2 separate regions of the Homo sapiens genome follow, and region 1 is linked to region 2. A link is a loop called in an ENCODE intact Hi-C map of the cell type or tissue named here. Cell type or tissue: PC-9. All regions are shown on one strand. Links, peaks and the distances in the headings refer to the core of each region. The heading gives the core; the rest is flanking DNA. Region 1 has its middle 76 kb from the start of BCAS1-AS1. Region 2 has its middle 160 kb from the start of ZNF217.

Evidence for each region. Hi-C counts contacts between places; a loop is a spot of excess contacts. Peaks named below come from ENCODE experiments on the same cell type or tissue, not always from the same donor. Only the 100,000 strongest peaks of a DNase experiment are listed, where the experiment ranks them.
Region 1: it touches region 2 in a loop (8-fold over the local background); 18 of 110 quality-filtered maps call a loop at or near these places.

What each region holds. Positions count from the first base shown.
Region 1 is chr20:53,837,198-53,841,591 of GRCh38, reverse strand. No RefSeq gene overlaps it. Among named protein-coding and RNA genes, the nearest start is that of BCAS1-AS1, 76 kb to the left of the region's middle. RefSeq lists an enhancer at 1,346-1,916. In PC-9, for the core only: no CTCF peak of the experiment used is centred there; a DNase peak (open chromatin) is centred at 1,941; H3K27ac peaks cover 2,197 bases.
Region 2 is chr20:53,751,003-53,755,396 of GRCh38, reverse strand. No RefSeq gene overlaps it. Among named protein-coding and RNA genes, the nearest start is that of ZNF217, 160 kb to the right of the region's middle. RefSeq lists enhancers at 660-739, 770-819, 4,108-4,394. In PC-9, for the core only: no CTCF peak of the experiment used is centred there; DNase peaks (open chromatin) are centred at 1,806 and 2,126; H3K4me3 peaks cover 1,952 bases; H3K27ac peaks cover 3,639 bases.

The sequences.
Region 1 (4,394 bases), core at 103-4,102, 86 kb before region 2:
TTTAAAAAATTTTATTTATCTTTATTATGTTTTAAATTTTTTTAATTTTTTGGTAGAGACACAGAGTCTTGCTATGTTGCCCAGGCTGGTCTCAAACTCCTGGCCTCAAGCAATCCTCCTACCTTGGCCTCCCAAAGTGCTGGGATTACAGGCATGAGCCACCTCAGCCTGCAGGCTATTCCGGACTTTCATATGAATGGAATCATATAGTGTTTGGTGTTTTGTGATTGGTTTCTTTCACTTAACATTTTTTCAAGGTTCATTCATGTTGTAGCATGTATTAATACATTTCTTTTTATGACAATAATATTTCATTGTGTGAATAGATCACATTTTGTTTCTCCATTAATCAGCTAATGGACATTTTTATTGTTTCTACCTTTTAACTATTATGAACAATGTTGCTCTAAACATTTGGGTACAAGTTTTTGTCTGTGGCTTGAATAATTTAACCCTGTGAGACTATGCCCCAGTGCAGTAAGAATCTACATAGAGGGCTAAAAAAATATATCCACACAAATATGATTTTTCCTTAGACATATTTTCAAGCCTACCATCTTTCAAAAAGAAATAATGAGTAAGTTAACTCAGGGCACAATAATTAACAAAGATTTTGAGCTGATCAGTTATGGACAGAGAACATAATGTCTACTTCCACTCAGTAAGTATCACCAAAGAACCCAGAGAGATATGTGACTTTTTAATTGATGGTGCTTAAGTATTCCAAAATGTTATAGAAAAAATATGCATGTGACTCACATGAAATCCATTTCCTCTGTGATGGGTTCTATACATGGGTAAAGGAAAATGAAAGTTGAGTTTGCAATAAATGCACATATATATCTGGAGTCTGACCTGCCTGGCTTCACCATTTTCCAGCTATTTAACCATTAATGCTAGACAGATGGCAGTCCTCCCTCCAAGGCTCAGCTTCTCATCTATAATTGGAGATAATCACAGTCCCTACATTGCATAGTATTGGAAGGATTCTGTGAGCTAGTGCAGGCTCACATAAGGTCTTTGGTTAAAGTTAGCTATTACAAGTAGTAGTACTAGTAGTAGTCATTGTAGTAGTAGTATTTTTTTAGGTGAAGTCTCACTGTGTCACCTAGGCTGGAATGCAATGGCACCATCTTGGCTCACTGCAACCTCCACCTCCTGGGTTCAAGTGATTCTCCCACCTCAGCCTCTCAAGTAGCTGGAAATACAGGCATGCACCACCATGCCCAGCTCATTTTTTTGTATTTTCAATAGAGACAGGGTTTCACTATGTTGGCCAGGCTGGTCTCGAACTCCTGACTTTAGGTGATCCACCCACTTTGGCCTCCCAAAGTTCTGGGATTACAGGCGTGAGCCACAGCGCCTGGCCTAAAGTTAGCTGTTATTATTGGGAATTGAGGGATGTTTCATTAATGGAACCATGGATAGGGTTAATAAGGACTATGAAAACCTAAACATTTAGCAGGAGGGGAGGGTTCGATAGTCCTTAAATCCCCCTCTTTCTGTCTTTTTCTTTTGTTTTCCAGAGGCTGCCTCTTTTGAGAAGAGGGAGAAAAGAAGAAGAAGAGGGAGATAAAAAGAAAATGTTTGTGAAGCAGCCACCAAAAGTTAAAAGAAAAAACTTTATGTCTAAAGGTCAAGTAGTTGGTGGCCACACCTGGGTGAAAGGCAGGGCCAATCCTAGCAGTGAGGTTTCTGGGAGGTGGACGTGGGGACAATGGCTCCCACACAGCCCACTGACTGCATAGCTGGGGAGGCACCATCCTAGCCAGGGTGAGGAGCAGGATGCAGGCTGGACATGCCGAGGTGCAGGCAGCTGCGTCCTCTCAGGCCTCTTGGCAGGAAGGAGATGATATTTTTGCTTCCTCCTGTGGTGGCACCTAGCAGCTGTGGCCTCACTTTTTGTTCGCACAGTGGGAGTGCCCTGCAGTCATGACCTCAGTGGCTTCCTCACTTTCTGGGACCTTTTGCAAAATTCTTGTGGCTTGCCATTTACGAACCTGGTGGCTTCAATGCCTGCAGCACCTTAAAGCCAGATTGCAAAGAGGCAAACTACAGGTGTGTGTCTTGTTCGCACCTGTCTCCCCAGTGACTAGCACAGTGCCTGGCTGCGTTTCTGAAGAAAAAGTGAATGAAGGATGAAAGAGGAGGAAAGCAGGAAGGAAAGAAAAAGGGAAAAAAGAAAAAAAAGGAAGTTTTGTTTTTATTTATTTATTTTTGAGATGGGGTTTTGCTCTTGTTGCCCAGGCTGGAGTGCAATGGCGCAATCTCGGCTCACTGCAACTTCTGCCTCCTGGGTTCAAGTGATTCTCCTGCCTCAGCCTCCCGGGTTCAAGTGATTCTCCTGCCTCAGCCTCCCGAGTAGCTGGGATTACAGGCATGCGCCACCACGCCTGGCTAATTTTTGTATTTTTAGTAGAGACGGGGTTTCTTCATTTTGGTCAGGCTGGTCTCGAACTCCCAATCTCAGGTGATCTGCCCACCTCAGCCTCCCAAAGTGCTGATATTACAGGCATGAGCCACCGCGCCCGGCCCCCCCCTTTTTTTTTTAAGGCGCAGTCTCCATCTGTTGCCCAGGCTGGAGTGCAGTGACATGATCTCAGCTCACTGCAACTTTTGCCTCCCGGGTTCAAGTGATTCTCCTGCCTCGGCCCCCCAAGTAGCTGGGATTACAGGTGCCCACCACCATGCCTGGCTAATTTTTGTATTTTTTTTTAGTGGAGATGGAGTTTCACCATGTTAGCCAGGCTGGTCTCGAACTCCTGATCTCAGGTGATCCACCGGCTTCAGCCTCCCAAAGTGCTGGGAAAAGTTCCTTGGAAGTTGAGATGAAACTCTCTGGAAAAGTTTGCTGTGAAGTATAAGGTAGTGTAAGGATCAAAGGTTACCCTTTTACAACTTCAGCGCTTATAAAATGTACGCGCGCGTGTGTGTGTGTGTGTGTGTGTGTGTGTGTTGTGTAGACAGCATGTTAATTGTCAAAGGTGGAGCCTCTTAAGTCAAACGGACTTCAATTTGAATTCCAGTTCCCCTACTCGCTGGCTTTATGTTCTAACCCAAAGCAAATGCCTTCAGGAAACCTGTTTCCTCATCCATAAAATGGGACTAACAGGAGAATTACTTGAACCTGGGAGGAGGAGGCTGCAGAGAGCCGAGATCGCACCACTGCACTCCAGCCTGGGTGACGGAGAGACTGTCTCAAAAACAAATAAATAAATCAATAAAATTTAAATTTAAAATTAAATTTAAAAAGAAACAAATTGAGCCGGGCACGGTGGCTCATGCCCGTAATCTCAGCACTTTGGGAGGTCTAGGCGGGCAGATCACGAGGTCAGAAGATCAAGACCATCCTGGCCAACATGGTGAAACCCTGTCTCTACTAAAAATACAAAAATTAGCCGGGTGTGGTGGTGGGCGCCTGTAATCCCAGCTACTCGAGAGGCTGAGGCAGGTGAATCGCTTGAACTAGGGAGTCAGAGTCTCAAAAGAAAGAAAGAAAGAAAAAAAAAGAAACAAACAAAACATTTCAGTCCGGAAAGATGCGGTCTGTGGGTACAACACACACTATTTGCATGATAGTTGTACTAAAAGCCCAGACTCAACCATAACACTATATAATCAAGTACTGCACTTGGACTGCCTAAATGTATAAAAATTAAAAATTAAAGAAGAGAAAGAAAACCAAAAAAGACGGAGAAAGAAGGAAAACCAAGAAAGAAGAAAGAAAGGAAAAAGAAAGGAAGGAGGGAGGGAGGGAAGGAAGGAAGGAGGGAGGGAAGGAAGGAAGGAGGGAGGGAGGGAAGGAAGGAAGGAGGGAGGGAAGGAAGGAAGGAGGGAGGGAGGGAAGGAAGGGAAAGCAAGCAAGCAGGGAGGGAGGGAGGGAGAAGAAAAGGAAAGAGAAGAGAAAAGAGAAAAGAAAAGAAAAGAAAAGAAAAAAGAAAAGAGAAAAGAAAAGAAGAGTCAGTCCGCCTGGCCAGGGAGAGGATAAACTAGACTGTTCCCACCCAGGAGAGCTGCCTCTCAGCTGAGCAAGTCAGCCAACACCTTGAGCAGGGCACCCACAGGCCAAAGTGCAAAGCCTGAAAGAGGAGCACTTAGGACAAGTAAAAGGAAGTCATTCTTGTCCCATCAGGGAGCAAGCATTATCCTTGAGCAATGGACAGGTGAATCATTTGTTAATTCATTTAATAAATGGTCGCTGATTACCTGAGCCAGGCAATGTTATAGACACTAGGGTTCAAACAGCAAATCGTCAGGTGTGGTTTCCTCTCACAAGAAGTCCACATCTTTACCTGACAGGCAGCCCACCAGTAAGCAAAGAAATAAATGGGATTATGTTAGACTGTAGTAAGGACCAAGAAGAAAAGAAAACCGAATTATAGATCAGAAACTGA
Region 2 (4,394 bases), core at 121-4,120:
GAGGCGGAGGTTGTAGTGAGCCAAGATCACACCACTGCATTCCAGCCTGGGCGACAGAGTGAGACTCTGTCTCAAAAAAAAAAAAGAAAAGAAAAGAAATGTGTCCACAGTCACACAACTTTAAATGGCAATTCTTCATTGCACATGTGGGGCATGTGACTTCCCACTGGCATATTAACGTCACATAGAATATCTGTAAGCCCATTTAGACTCAAGTGAGGCATTCTGAAAGCAATTCCCCAGTTTAGTGGTATCCACTCTGTTTATTTCAATACGTGGCTCTCAAGACCATAATTCGAGAAAGATAGTTTATTAAGGACATAGCTTAATGGTACAGTTTATTCAAGCACCAGCATCTTTCCATGCTAAAAACTGAGTGAAGACATAATCCATTGCTAAAAAAACCCCGGTGCCTTTTCTGGGATATGTAGTCCATGGTATTTTTTAATGAGTCTCCAATGGCTACTCTGCCCCCCAATAAACTCCCATGAAGGAGTTTATGACCCAGTCCAAAAACTCTGGCCTGGTTCTATCACATGCTTAATTTTGCCTTCTTGGTGCTTCCTGTGTACCAAGTACTTCATATACAATTCAACCTTTAATCCTCATCACAAGCCTTTGTGTGAGCTCAGCAGCATCATGCCAGTTTTTTAGATGGAGACACAGAGACTCAAAGACATTGAGGATCCTCCCCAAAGTCTCACAACTAGTGTGTGTGGGAGCCACAGCATCACCACAAACAGGAAGTATGGCCCCACACCAGGGCTCCCAGCCAACAGAAAGGAGTCCATTGCATTTTAGCCCTGCCTCCGCTTGCCACGCAGAGCTCTTGAAGATCCCCTTCAACGCCATCAACCCAAAAAGGCAGCTCCTGCCCTGGGCTGTGGAGGGAGATCCTCTTTTTCTAATTAGCACAGAGTTCTCAAATGGGTTTGTGTTGGTGGCAGCCAGCTTAAAATGGAATGAATCCATGCCTAAGGGTATGTTTGCATGTATCACCAAGGCAAGGATGGCGACTGAGTTTTTCTTCCTTACCAGACTTCAATAAGTTTCTTCACCCCTCTATGCCTCAGTTTTCCCAACTATAAGGTGAGGATAATAACAGCATCTACCTCATAGGGCTGATGTGAGCACTAAATGAATTAATACTTGTAAAGCAATGTAAAGCACCTAAAATAGTGCCTGACATATATGTGAGCTGTGATTATTATTATTGTTGTTATTTTTACATCACTTTTGCACATGCTAGAAACCCATTATTTGCTACACACAGACACACACACACACACACACACACACACACACAGAGAGAGAGAGAGAGAGAGAGAGAGAGAGAGACAGAATTCCTAATTTGCATGTTTTGCATTTGGCCCAGGTTACTTTTATTTGTTTTCCCTTAAGCAAAGACCAACAGATCATCAAAAGGCATATCTAGATTCTGCCTTTTGAATTACTGTTGTAATGAAAAGGGACTCAACATTTAGATCAAAGTCTACATTTAAGACAACGTAGTCTAAAAGTTAAGCAGGGTGGGGCGGGGGTGGGGGGAATAAGAACCAATCCCGTTCTTTTGTTTCCTGCTGTGCTGTGTCATAGTTGTTTTCCATTCTCTGATTCAGGCTTCTTTCTGTAAATGAAGGGCACATCCCTGGAATAAACGGAGCCTACGATTGTCTAGAATTATTATCTGTGTCTGCAGAATCACATTGCCACCCACTCGCAGGGATCTAGTACGGTTCTCTAAGACCAACAGCTGCACAACCAGCTCAGGTAATAAACAAAGCAAAAATAGTCAAGTTCCTGGCAAGACTTACAAATGCTTCTGGCACGTACCTGATGACAAAGGCAAAATGAATCCCTTCCCAAAAGTCTTAAGTAAGGATTTGGGGTGCATTGTGCTTAAGTAAGCCTCCTCTCTGGATATTTTATTGAGCTTATCGAGATTTTTTCCATAACTTTTAGTACAAGATGAATCCTGGAGGAGATGCTTGAATACAACCTGCTAGGAACTATACTCGCCCTCACTGAAAGGTTGAGTAAAACAGACTAGGAATCCTAAACTCTCTGACCAATTGTTTACATGCATGAGTTAGCCTTTTATGCATTTTCTCCCGCATCTATAACACGAAGATTGTTTACTCTGACAACCTCCCGGGTTGCTAAGAGAATCGAATAAGAAATAATATGATAATAGTGCTTTGAAAAGGACAGTAACAAAACCTAACGTTTCGATCAAGCTTTCAAAGGACCTTTTCTTTATTTTATTTGATATATAGAAACAAAATGTTTTTTGTTTGAGCCTCATTTAATATGGACATATTCTAAAAGGTGATGGCACACAGACTGTTTCTAACACAATCCTGTAGCCTGAAAGCCCCAGAGACACTGACGAATTTTGCCAACAAGAAGACTATCTTATAAAGTTAAAAATCCCAAACTTAAGAAAATCATTTCCCCCTTGACAAGTCTTAATCAAAATCTGCCCATGCTGGTCATTTATTCTTTCAGCGCATGTGATTGAGATTCCAGTAATTAAGTATGCTCTTCTCCTAAGAAAAGCCTGTTTCAGGTTCATAACCAGGAAAGCTTCTCAACCGGAGGTGTTGCCGGCAGCCACCATTTGTTGAATTACTGGTGTCCCTGCAAGTGGAGATGAGGCAGAAGGGGGGTGCCTGTTCCCAGCTTTACCTACCATCACCACCTTCCTTGGGCTCCTCTTTCTCTTCCTATTTTCTACTTAACCCAATTTATAAGGAATAAGTTAAACAAAAGTAACAAGCAAGTAGTGAAACTTCACTTAAAACAATCTAAAAGCCAGAATGCAACCTGATTGTTTTACAATAGAGTAACCAAAGACCCCAATTTTTTTGCGCACAGTCTCAAGCATCCTCAAGGGCCTAGTGTATCTCTCTTAGGCTCTGGAAGAGGCTGGTTTTTAAACAGGATTGTTTTTCTTTAATATTTAAAGATATTGTTTTATGCTTTCATCTAGTATGATGTGTATTTTAAAGAATAGAATGTAAACAACATTAGTCATTTGGATGTTTCCTATGCTTTAAATACACATACACACATACACACACACACACACACACACACCACCACAGCAGTAAGCTGAAAGAAGAGTTAATAACTTTAATAAAAGTTAAATAAAAGAAGAGTTAATAACTTTAAACAGAGGTCGAGAGAAAGCATCAAACATTTATTTTTTGTTCAACAGGGAAATTTCAATACTGCTTTATGGAGTCTACCTCGTTCCGGGCGGGGTAGAATTCCAGATTGGCTTCCAAACATGATTTCACGAGGAATGCCTCGAACCAGGAAGTTCTTTCATGTTCTGAAGCCTCCTGATTCTTAGAAATTAAAGGGCTTTCTGTTTATTATGTAGTTGTTTGCTTGGGTGTTTGCTTTTGCCAGTTGACTTTATTTATTTTTATTTTAGATTACAGAAGTAAAGGAAAAACACTGTAGTATATATGACTGAAAATAGAAACTCACCCTTCTCTCCCTCTGACATGGCTTTCCCCACCCCCACCCCATTTTTTATTTACTTCCTGTGTTAATGGTAAGAGAGTATTCTTCTCGTCCTTTTTTAAATATTTTTACACATCTAAACACACACACACACGTGCAGATACATGTCCTTTTTTTAAACGTAGAGGAAATCATACAGTATTCACCTTTCTACAACTGTGTTTCAATCAACAATATTGCTTGATGGTCTGTCCTTGGCCAAACCTATAGCCTATCTTATTCCTGAGGCTTTTTTGAAGACTTTTGCTCACTTAAAACCACGTTGATTTTCCACTGCCTTCTAGAGGCAACCTCACCTCCTCTCAAGGAAGCTTTCAAGCACGCAAAGCAGGCTCACTTCCTCTCTTGGCTGGAGGAAATTAGGCCTTCACACTTTCAGAAATAGCATCACTGTACCCCATTGCCTTATTCTGGTCTAAGTATCCAACAGACAAATTATCCTTTTCCTGTTAGCTGTGACTTTGAGTTTTCAGGACCGGAGCAGTTCCTAAAGTCAGAGAGAGAGAACGGTAATCATTTTTTACAGGGAGTGTGTCTTGATGGAGACAGAGGTTTAACCAGTGACAAACTGCTCAGCACAGCCCTGCCTGGCTGGAAAAGCATCTGTTTTCACTCCCTCGCCTGGTTACTAGTGGGTTCTGTCGCCTCATTCATAAAGATGAGATCGCTGAAACAACAGGCAGCCACAAAGCTCCAGGAAATATAACAGCATGCAGCTCCTCTCCAAGGTGTGAGTCTGTGTGTGTGTGGTGTGTGTCCATGCATGTTTCGCACGCACACTTACAGCTGCAGCACGGGGCTTAGAAAGATGTTCTGCCAGAGAAAGATAGGAATCTCCCTAGCAGCAGGCAAAACAGCCC